Regions from separate parts of the Homo sapiens genome. Here region 2 is linked to region 1. A link is a contact called in ENCODE Hi-C or POLR2A ChIA-PET data. All regions are on one chromosome and are shown on one strand. Each heading gives the region's core, a stretch centred on a gene start or an enhancer-like site at or near the end of the contact. The rest is flanking DNA. Distances are from core to core; before and after follow the strand shown. Region 1 overlaps ACYP2 (acylphosphatase 2). Region 2 overlaps SPTBN1 (spectrin beta, non-erythrocytic 1).

Evidence for each region. A loop is a pair of places that touch in the nucleus more often than their neighbours do. ChIA-PET counts read pairs that join two places held with the same protein, here RNA polymerase II (POLR2A). Pooled maps may share reads with other maps.
Region 2: a map of endothelial cell of hepatic sinusoid shows a loop between it and region 1 (4-fold over the local background). The contact joins two enhancer-like sites. A Hi-C loop is called at or near these places in 1 of 168 maps with a recorded cell type or tissue (endothelial cell of hepatic sinusoid) and 1 of 50 pooled maps. POLR2A ChIA-PET finds 5 or more read pairs at or near these places in 2 of 52 experiments (Panc1 and WTC11).

Annotation. Positions count from the first base shown.
Region 1 is chr2:54,206,344-54,211,466 of GRCh38, forward strand. The region is part of intron 3 of ACYP2 (acylphosphatase 2); the gene reads left to right. Among named protein-coding and RNA genes, the nearest start is that of TSPYL6, 47 kb to the right of the region's middle. Within about 2 kb of position 2,119, at least 2 of the 41 ENCODE cell types and tissues checked have a DNase peak (open chromatin) inside an H3K27ac peak, as active enhancers do.
Region 2 is chr2:54,594,774-54,599,714 of GRCh38, forward strand. SPTBN1 (spectrin beta, non-erythrocytic 1) reads left to right here. Exons shown (of 36, transcript NM_003128.3): 3 at 4,319-4,470. Among named protein-coding and RNA genes, the nearest start is that of SPTBN1-AS1, 39 kb to the left of the region's middle. RefSeq lists enhancers at 1,322-1,691, 2,756-2,805. Within about 2 kb of position 2,863, at least 20 of the 41 ENCODE cell types and tissues checked have a DNase peak (open chromatin) inside an H3K27ac peak, as active enhancers do.

The DNA of each region.
Region 1 (5,123 bases), core at 869-3,368:
ACCACCATTGCTGGTCGTGCTTGGAAAACTACTTTGAATTATTCTCCTATCCACTTAAAATTTATTTTCAAGTCCTGTGATTCTAAAATGCTTTTATTCAGATTATGTTATCATATGTTCTTGTTTAATTAGGTTGCCTGTCACTTTGCTAAAGGTCTAATTAGAAACGATATCTCTATTGTGTTTGATTCAGAATGAATGTACTAAAAGGCACTTTGAAAATAAGATAATGTCCTCGATGATGATATCCTTTATTTATGCCAGGTGCCTATTAGTATTTTGTAAACTCTCCATTTCACTTTAGCTCAATCTAATCCTCTTTGTGATTTTTTTCCATAATTGTAGAGTAAATAAAATTCACCTACTGGCTCCAAAATGTAATTTAGAAATGCAAACTAAATGTTCCCCTGTAGGGGGTGCAATCTGTTTTAAACTCTCAATATGTGTAATGAAAGCTATAAACCATAGAGGGAACTTTCGTGGGTTCCATCCATATTGTTCGGGGCAGGCTTTTTGAGTGATTTGAAAACTTTGTAAATTTGATGGTAGCCAATGTTTTTCTCAAGTTATAAAATTTACATAATATTAGGATGAATGCAGTACATTTATTTTTTTGTTATGATTTGGGGCATTGTATTAGAGTTCTCTAGAGAAGCAGAACCAATTGTGTGTGTGTGTATATGTGTGCATGTACATGTATATATATGTATATATGTAGAGGGAAAGTATGTGTCTGTATATATGTTTATATAGATATCTATATATAGATATATAGGTATATATATGCCTATATCTCAAGTTATTATATGTACATATATACAACATGTATATGTGTGTGTGTGTGTGTGTGTGTGTGTGTGTGTATAAAGAGAATGTGAGGAAATGGCTCATGCAATTATGATGGTGGGCAAGTTGGAATTTGTAGGGAAGGCTGGCAGGCTAGAAATTCAAGTAAGAGTTGATATTGTAGTCTTGATTCTGAAGCCTGGAAATGGTTAGAACTTCTATGTTGTAGTCTGGAGGCAGAATTTCCTCTCTCAGAAGCCTCAGTCTTTGTTCTTTAAGTTCTTCAATTGGTTGGGTGACACCCACCCACATTATGGAGGGTAATTTGCTTTACTTAAATTCAACTGATTGTAAATGTTAATCATATCTACAAAATACTTTTACAGCAACTTCTAGACTAAAATTTGACCAAACAATTAAGCACCATAGTCTAGCCAAGTTGACACATAAAATGTAACATCACAGGCCTCTTGCATATGTTATTGTCAGTAAGCCAAATTAAAGATAATGGTAGCTAGCATTTTTACTAACTTGGATTCAATATTTAGTGCAACTCTGCAGTAATAAAGATGTGAATTATACTGTAGCACTCCAAAATTGAGTGAATAGGACATGAAACAAAAGCCATGAACCATGATTCTTATCAGTTTGGATTTTTTCCAGAACATTTTTTGAGTCGGTCTTCTGCAATGGTATTGTTCTAGTTTGTTCTTTGAAACTCAGCTTTCAAGTTCTGTGTGTGCATTCAATATTGGGCAATTTTGAACGCATACTTAGAAGAGCGGCCAAAATGTAGATTAGAGAGAGAAGGTCAAACAACTTCTCATCCTGTGCAATTTCTGCAATCCTAAGCCTGTTATAACACAGAGTGTTCCAGGACCTCCCACAGATCCATGAAATGTATTCTCTGGGTTATGGTCTGCATGTGATTTGCTGTTCCTTGATGTCAAGCTTGCTGTTCATCTGACCCTCAAGATCCAGTCAGAGTCTTCAGTCACACTCACCCTCTAATTTTTTTGTATGTGTGTCACCAAGTTTTTGTCTTCTGTAATTCAGTTCACACTAAAAAAAAAAAAACTTTTTATTTCCCCCCTATATCCCTAAAGTGGTTCTTCCTCTTTCCCTCCCCTCTTCTTCCCTCTGTCTCTCTGATTTCTCAGTTTGATCCTGATGTGAATAACATACTACCCTTAGTCTTACATTTCTAATTTTTACTTTCTGTGGGAAACTTCCATCTATGTTTTTCTTTTTTCTTTTTTAAATCCTTAGCATAGTAAATGGAGGTTTGTTGTGTGGGTGTGGGAGCCGGGGGTGCAGGGGGTGGGATGTTTCTTTTTAATTGTTAGAGCTTGATCTCTACATGACTTTCCATTAGCTTGGAATCATGTGACTCCCAGGGTTGGGCAGGAAATTAGCTTTTGTCCAGAAGAGCAGGATACAACAAAAATTATTTTCTTAGCTCCAAAGGCCTCTTTGCTGCAGAAGCCCAAATTGAAAGAGTGGCTTAGTGATTCACTTAAGTCATTAGACAGCCTGCTGATAAGAATTAGTTTAGATTTTGAAAAAAAAGGGAGACTTTTTTTTTTCAGGGCTAAGTATAGGTCTCAGTTATAGAGAAAAGTAAGAGGAAAAATTGTCATATGCATACAGTATTACATAATATTCTATGTCATAAATCAAATTTTATGGGAGTAGGCATTTGTTGCATTGTGTCCTCATACCCAATTGTGTGATTGTGTGTGTGTGTGCATATATGTTCATTGAGGCAATTTGTAATAGAAAGTTTATTGGATTTTACTTTGATTTCTCCTTTATTAAAGTATTGAGGAAATGACAAAAACAATTCTTTGCTTTTACTTTTTTTTTTTGGCAAGCTCCACTTTTAAAACTGTTTATTTTTACAGATGTATTTCATCAGTTCTTAAGAATGAAGCTAGGAATGTTTGCTGGCTTCTCAGTTAGTACCACCCAGAAACTGAAAAAAATCTGTTTTCTTAAAATATGACATTGGGGGGAAGTAGAGAAACTTTTCATTTTTGTGACCTATTGGATTTAAAAAAATATATTTAAATAATGCATTTTTAATATTGCTGTTTAATGTACTGCTTATCTTAATTCCATATTGCTTTCTGACTCTTGGTTGTTGTACTTATTATTTTATAGTTAATAATTGTAATGGAAGGGGGATAAAAGTTCATGTTTTATTTTCTCTGGAAAATTTGAATACCCTGTCCATCCTAGAATTGTTTCTTATTCAGAGAGCCTCCTCCAGGTAAGTCTCCAAGAATTTTGACACTTAATAATCAAGTGTGACTCTCTGATCAGTCAACAAGTACACTTCTTATAAGGTATGTCTTAAAATAACAATATTAAGACATTGTTTGGACTCATTTTCTTTGGACCAGACTAGAATAAGCTGAGTGAGAAAATGACCTGGAATGGTTCATTCCTTCATTTCGCAAACATTTATTACGCTTCTCAGTTGTAACAGGTGTTGGCACCGTCCTATCTCTTCAGAAACTGACAGTTCAGTTTGAGACAAAAAATGAAAGCATTTACAATTCAGTATAGAGACTGTTAAAAAAGGGGTTCCTTTTCCTGATTGCATCCCACCATTTCTGGCCATCTTCACTCTATTCCTGCCATGTTGAGCTTTGAAGTTGAGGAATAAAGCAGAAGCAAGGATGGAAAAAAACTTACTTTGCAATCAATAAATAAAATTTAAATCAAGGCCGGCGCAGTGGCTCACACCTGTAATCCCAGCACTGTGGGAGGCTGAGGCTGGCGGATCGCTTGAGGCCAGGAGTTCAAGACCAGCCTGGCCAACATGGCGAAACCCCGTCTCTACTAAAAATACAAAAATTAGCTGGGCATGGTGGCGGGCACTTGTAATCCCAGATATTCCGGAGGCTGAGGCAGGAGAATTGCTTGAACCTGGGAGGCAAAGGTTGCAGTGAGCTGAGATTGCGCCCCTGTACTCCAGCCTGGGTGACAAGAATGAGACTGTGTCTCAAAAAAAAAAAAAAAAAAAAAAAAAAATTAACAGAGAACCATGGTACTACATTCCTTTTCTCTTAAATCCTTGATAAAACTAATGTATATCATAAAGCAGAGTTCCCCAAGTTGAGAAATAGATCCCATCCTCTTTTAGAAAAATAAAATCCCTGGACTTCCAATGTTGACTGAAATTGCTTTTATTATGTTACTTACATTACTTATATTGTTTATTACATTACTTAATATATACAAACATATAATTTTTGTGCTTATAACTCTATACAAATAAAACTAAAACAATAAATATAAATAGAATTACAAAACCATTACATTCAAATGAGCGGTGTTATAATTCACTTCCAATATGTTTTAGTGGGATGGGTGACTCTGCTTTGTTGAAATAGTTGTTGATTTAGGGGATTATAGTAGAAAGATGTTGCCACAAGTCTAGTTCTATGGTTCATCTGTTTCTGTATTTGAATTTTGATAATACATATCTAACAAATACCTATTTGCACAAGTATTGTAAGTACTTATGAGTATTGTTTATTCAAAACAGTATTAATAATTTTCAGTCTCTAATTGGAAATTAGGCTCATTAAGTCTTTTTTTTTCAGTAAAACTCTGCCAGTGAATAGTCTTGGAATAGCAGATTAAAGATGTATCACTTGGTAACTCTTTAAAGCTCCATTACTTGAGAGTAAAGTTAGCCTGATTGACATCTTCATTAAATAGGCATCTGATGCAATTGCTGCTAGGCCCAGGAATAGAAAAAAAATTTTTTTGCATACTTATGACCATACTTATTTCCAATAAATTGATATGAGTTGGTATAAGCAAAGATGGCACTGGTCTCTTTCACCTCTCTGCTTATTTGGACCATAGGGCCTTCCTTCTGGCCGTACAGATTTCCCTGAAGTCAACTGATGTAAACTCAATTGTACATACAAACGACTGCACAAAGATCTCATGAAGTACTCAGTTGCATGGGGTCATCTGAAAGACGCAGACTATCTTTAAATTTCTTTTTATAGATTATCATAAAAATTAAAACAGAAATATTTTTTAAAACATCAATAATTTGAAGACCTTTAATAATAGATTCATAAATTTTTGTTTTAGAAATACTGTTAGAGTTTCCTGATGGCAAAAAATGAATAAATACTTTGGGCTCCAAAACCAAATTTCTATGCATTTAAACATGCAAATAGTTTTTCAATTCTAAAGCCACTTAAAGTATAGCATTACAGTGATATTTAACTAATATGAAATATGCATTTTATGTAAGTTTGATGTGTGTTTTATTTTAAGAGAAAAACCTAACTGCTGTTAGTTCTTGC
Region 2 (4,941 bases), core at 1,613-4,112, 390 kb after region 1:
AACTTCTAAATCTTGTTCAGTCCTGAGATTTTACGATTCCATGACCCTCTGGTAAGTTTCTTTTTTTTTTTTTTTTTTGAGACAGAGTTTCGCTCTTGTTGCCAAGGCTGGAGTGCAATGGCACAATCTCGGCTCACTGCAACCTTTTTCTCCTGGGTTCAAGTGATTCTCCTGCCTCAGCCTCACAAGTAGCTGGGATTAGAGGCATGTGCCACCACACCTGGCTAATTTTGTATTTTTAGTAGAGACAGAGTTTCACCATGTTGGTCAGGCTGGTCTCAAACTCCTGACCTCAGGAGATCCACCTCTCAGCCTCCCAAAGTGCTGGGATTACAGGCATGAGCCACTGCACCTGGCCAATTTCTTAAATGATTTGAATTAGTGAGACTATTTCTTTGCTGGAGAAAAGACGGAACTAATTTAGAGCAGTTACAACACTCTGGGCACTTTGATGTGCACTTTACCTCCTCTTGTTTGGTGCTGGGCAGTCTTTAGATGAGTCCTTATAATACGTAAGCTTAGTAAACTGCGGGAGGGTGGGGGCAAATATAGCTGAGAGATACCCCCAGAGGGCAGGGGCACAGAAGTGCTTGTTCCTTGGAGGCACCACTTACCAAGTTTGGGGCAGGGCTGGTTGGGAACCTACTGAAAGGTTTAGCTGCGTCAGCTTCTTGGGGAGGACTTGATAACAGCGATACAAGGCCCAGAAAAGGTAAACGGAGAATGGAAATGGTGTGAGGCACAGAAGTGCCCACCTCACATCGCCCAGACCCAGCCCGCCCCAGCTCCATGCTGCTGGTGCTGCTGCTCCTCTGCCTTGCAAAGGGCGTGCCCTTGGTGGCGTGAGTGGGCCTGAAGGCCGGCCATTTCTGCTGCCTTCGAGCTGACCTGCAGGTCATCAAAGAGAATGATGAAAGAATAGCAACCCACCTTGGAGGGGTGCTCTCTGGGGAGTGTCTTCCAAGATTTCTCAACCTAGCACCGCTGATATTTTGGGCCAGATAATTGTTTGTTATGGGAGCCATCCTGTGTACCGCAGGATGTTAAGCAGCATCCTGGGCCTCTACCCTCTAAATGCCAGTAGCATCTACCCATGAATCGTGACCATCAACACTGTATGTAGACATTGCCAAACTGCTAAATGTGCCGAGGAATCAAAATTGCCCCTGCTGGAGAACCTTGGGTCTAAATAACCAAACCAGTATGGAGCTTGTAAGTGCTACCTTTTTGTACCTTTTTGTACCTTTTGTACCGTGGTTGTAAGAAGCAACCACGGTTGCTTCATGCTCATAGGCCTGGAAGTCGGCTCACTGCCCTCTGCTGCCCCAACACCTCCTCACGCAGCTAGCCCCAGTCACAGCAGCTTGAGCTTGGAAGCACTCCTGGATTGCCTTTCATCGTCAGTGCCAAGGGCCTCCTGCTCCTCCTCAGACTGTCTGGCCCATATCCCCAAGCCTTGCTGGGTGGGGAGTGCAGGGGTGATGTCATTGTGCCTTCCCAGGATAGGTGGAACAAAGGAGGGAGTCCCCAAGGACCCGAAGCCTGATCCTCTACTGAGCCACCAAATAGATTTCTTTTCCCCTCTGTCTCCCTCCTTCCAACTTCATAAGCATTTGCTGTTCTCCAAGTGCTCCATTGTAAGAGGACACGCTAGTTGACTGGGGCTTTGTGTGTCTCTGTTGAGTCCGTTTCCTGCCCCTCGTGTGTTATGAGGGTGTTGATTCTGGTCTGGTCCCCGGATGGAATCTTCTGTGTCTTTTCCAACGTGGGGGTGTGAACCTGAGGAACTTAGACCCTGCGTGATTTTTCCAGCACTCTTGCACTTCGTGGGGCCTGCTCCTGACTGTGAGGAGAGTTCGAAGGGAGGGGAACAGGAAGAGAGGGCAGGAACACAAGAGCTTGTTTTTTTATTTTTGACATCTCTTCCTCCTCTTCTTTCCTCCCACCTACTTTGAGTTTCTAAGAACCATGATAGCCCTGGGGAGCCCTCCCGGCACAGATCTCAGTCTGTTTCAGCTCTGTTCTCTGCACCCACCCATGACCTCTCCATTTGCCTCTCTGTAGGGAGGAGGGTTGGGATTGGGCTGTAACTCTTTAGGACAGGGCACTAAGGAAGTATATTGACTGTTGTTTCTGGCAAATCCTCAGAGTTTCCTTGTGAAAGAACCTGTTAATTCAAAACCTGAAAGAAGTCTGGGTGCTCCTTTAGTGAGAGATTCACCCAAAAGAGTGACAATTGGCTGAGGAACACATTTTGTGCTTGTTTATTTAGAAATATTTTAATCCAAGCAGGTTTTCATTTTGATCTTGCTCCCTTGCTTCATTAAAGACATTTTCTGACTCCAGTATAACGCATAAAGGATTTTATAATTCACAAAAAAAATTGTTAACCCTAAATACATATAAACTATGAGTTACTTGCCTCCTTGATAAGAGGCCATCTGTGAAATGCACCTTACATATTCTGCTCTAGACCTGCTCTTTCAGAATGGCCAAGCTTAGCCCCAGAATTACAGCTCCTGAGTCACTGTAGTAAAGTTGCCATCCATCACAATGATTACGTGATCAATAATGCATGTGGTCTTTTCTGTGGGACCTGTCATGATGTTATTGGTGCAGCTGCTTCTCCACTGCAGCCTGCCCCTTACTGTCTTTTTCTGCTTCCTCTAATCCTGTCCTTTTTGATCCTGTGTTTCTGGTTGGCCTTTGTCCCTGGGGAAGGGCCCTCCTTCTGTCTGGATGGGTAGGTCCTTTTTGGGAAAGGCAGGACCTCAAGGAGCCGCTGACTGTAGCAGGTGGCCGGGGATCTTGGCAGGTGCCCCAGCTGATTCTCCTGCCAGGTCGGCAGCTGTAAAACCTCAACCAATGTCATCTCTGCCTCATTCCCTCCCTGTGGTGGGTGGTGGAGTGAGTTTAGCAAAGCCTTCAGACAGACCTTCCCAGGGTGTTGGGCTGTTTGCTGTCCTTCTGGCCAACCTGAGAACCCAGTACTCTCAGGCGACTGGGCACATGCCTTATTAGCAAGGGTGGCTTTTTAGTTGTTACCCCCACCCAGTGGTTTTGAAATACATGCCAAATTGTTGAGCTATCTGCTTTTTTTTTTTTTTTTTTTTTTTGTAGATTCGTGTGTAATTATTTTTGTCATTTGGGTTTGCACTAGGAGTAGGTCTTAGATTTTTGGCATAAATTCATGCTGGTGGAACTAGATATAGTGTATGTAACATAGAGAACAGAGTCAGGGAGTAAGAGTGGTTGGGTCCAGGGTACGTTCTGTGGATGTCTGTTGAAGGTCTTCAGCAACCTATGTTTAGAACATTCTGCAGAGGCAAGAAGTTTGAAAGCCTATTTGTATGGTATGTGAAGGCCAGTTCTGGGCAAATATGTCTAGAGTTTTATACCTTAAATTGGACAGAATTTGATTACTGAGCTTTGAAAAACCTTTAACACTGTTTCCTGGATGACTTGAATGTACAACAATCACGCTTTAGACCATAAATCAGCAGTTGCCTTTTCAGCGAAGGATCACAGTATGGAGATTATATTTTTCTTCTCCTTTTATAGAAGAGAACATTGAATCCTGTGTTGAGTCACATTTTTGTTGAAACCTTGGGCCCAGACCCTGCTTTCCCGATGCCTGCAAAGACTTCCCGATGCCTGCGATGTCTTTGCACTCTACCATGTTGCTTGCCATTTTCTTTTGTTGTTCATGGTGTGTGTGACTGAGCAGGTGAAGACGGTCATTGCCAAGGTCATGAGTTAATTTATCTTGTCCAGTGTTGCCCAATCCTTTGTAGATGAGGGAAGCAGTTTTCTGCTGTCTCATGAGATTTCCTACCCTACACCCTTTAATATACTCACCTTTTGGAGGAATAATAGCTGTAACATGTATGTAGGAAGCTTTACCAGTCAAGTATTATGGTATAGGGCAGGACTGCAAAGGACCCTGTTGTCATCTGCATCCTGCTGCCTCTTCAGCAGGGATGGGAGAAAAGAAAGGGGAGCAAAGGATGTTCTGCTGGCAGTGTGCCTGGGAGCTCACATGTTTAAGGACTGGACAGTTCCTACACAGATGCTCCTTGACTTATGAGATTATATCCCAGTAAACCCATCGTAAAGTCAAAAAATTGTAAGTTGAACCATCAGTAATCAGTGTTCTTTCTCAAAGACATGACCGCAGTTAAGGGGCGCTAAGTAGAGGTGTCCTTGGAGGTCAGTTTTGCTGACCTTCCTCTGGCTGGGGTCTTGTGGCCCTGCTAGCATGTGCCTGCTCCTGCCAGTTCTGTGGTCAATGGTAAAACAAGTTCTTCTCTGCTTGCAGATGAGCGTGAAGCCGTGCAGAAGAAGACCTTCACCAAGTGGGTCAATTCCCACCTTGCCCGTGTGTCCTGCCGGATCACAGACCTGTACACTGACCTTCGAGATGGACGGATGCTCATCAAGCTGCTGGAGGTCCTCTCTGGAGAGAGGCTGGTGAGTGGAGACCTTAGGAAGTGCCGTGTGTTGTAGGTGGAAAATATTTTTGAAAAATCAAGTGTGACTTGTCTCCTGTTGAATTCTGCACTTAATGGTTGATAGTTTTGAGGAGAATCTTGAGAAGTGAGTTGAGCGCTTCAGGGAGAGCCTTAGTGTCACATTCTGAGCGTGGATGATGTTCTTGAGCTGTAATAAAGCCACTTTGTTCTGGTAATTTGCAAGGTTGCCACCTTTGGTCAGAAAGAACTTGGCTGGGGTTCCTGCCAAGAACAGGGCATGGTGCTGGAATTTGAAGGGCCAGGCTTGGGCGCTGGCTTCTAGATGAACCTGTGTCCCACATGCGATGATGGAATGTTTTCTAAATTTGTGTCTTTCTGGTTGTCTAGAAAATCTGAGCTGCCATCTTAAGGTGGCAAGCATTGAATTCAGTGGCCACTGATGTTTTCTTCCCTGCACGCTTTTTATTTT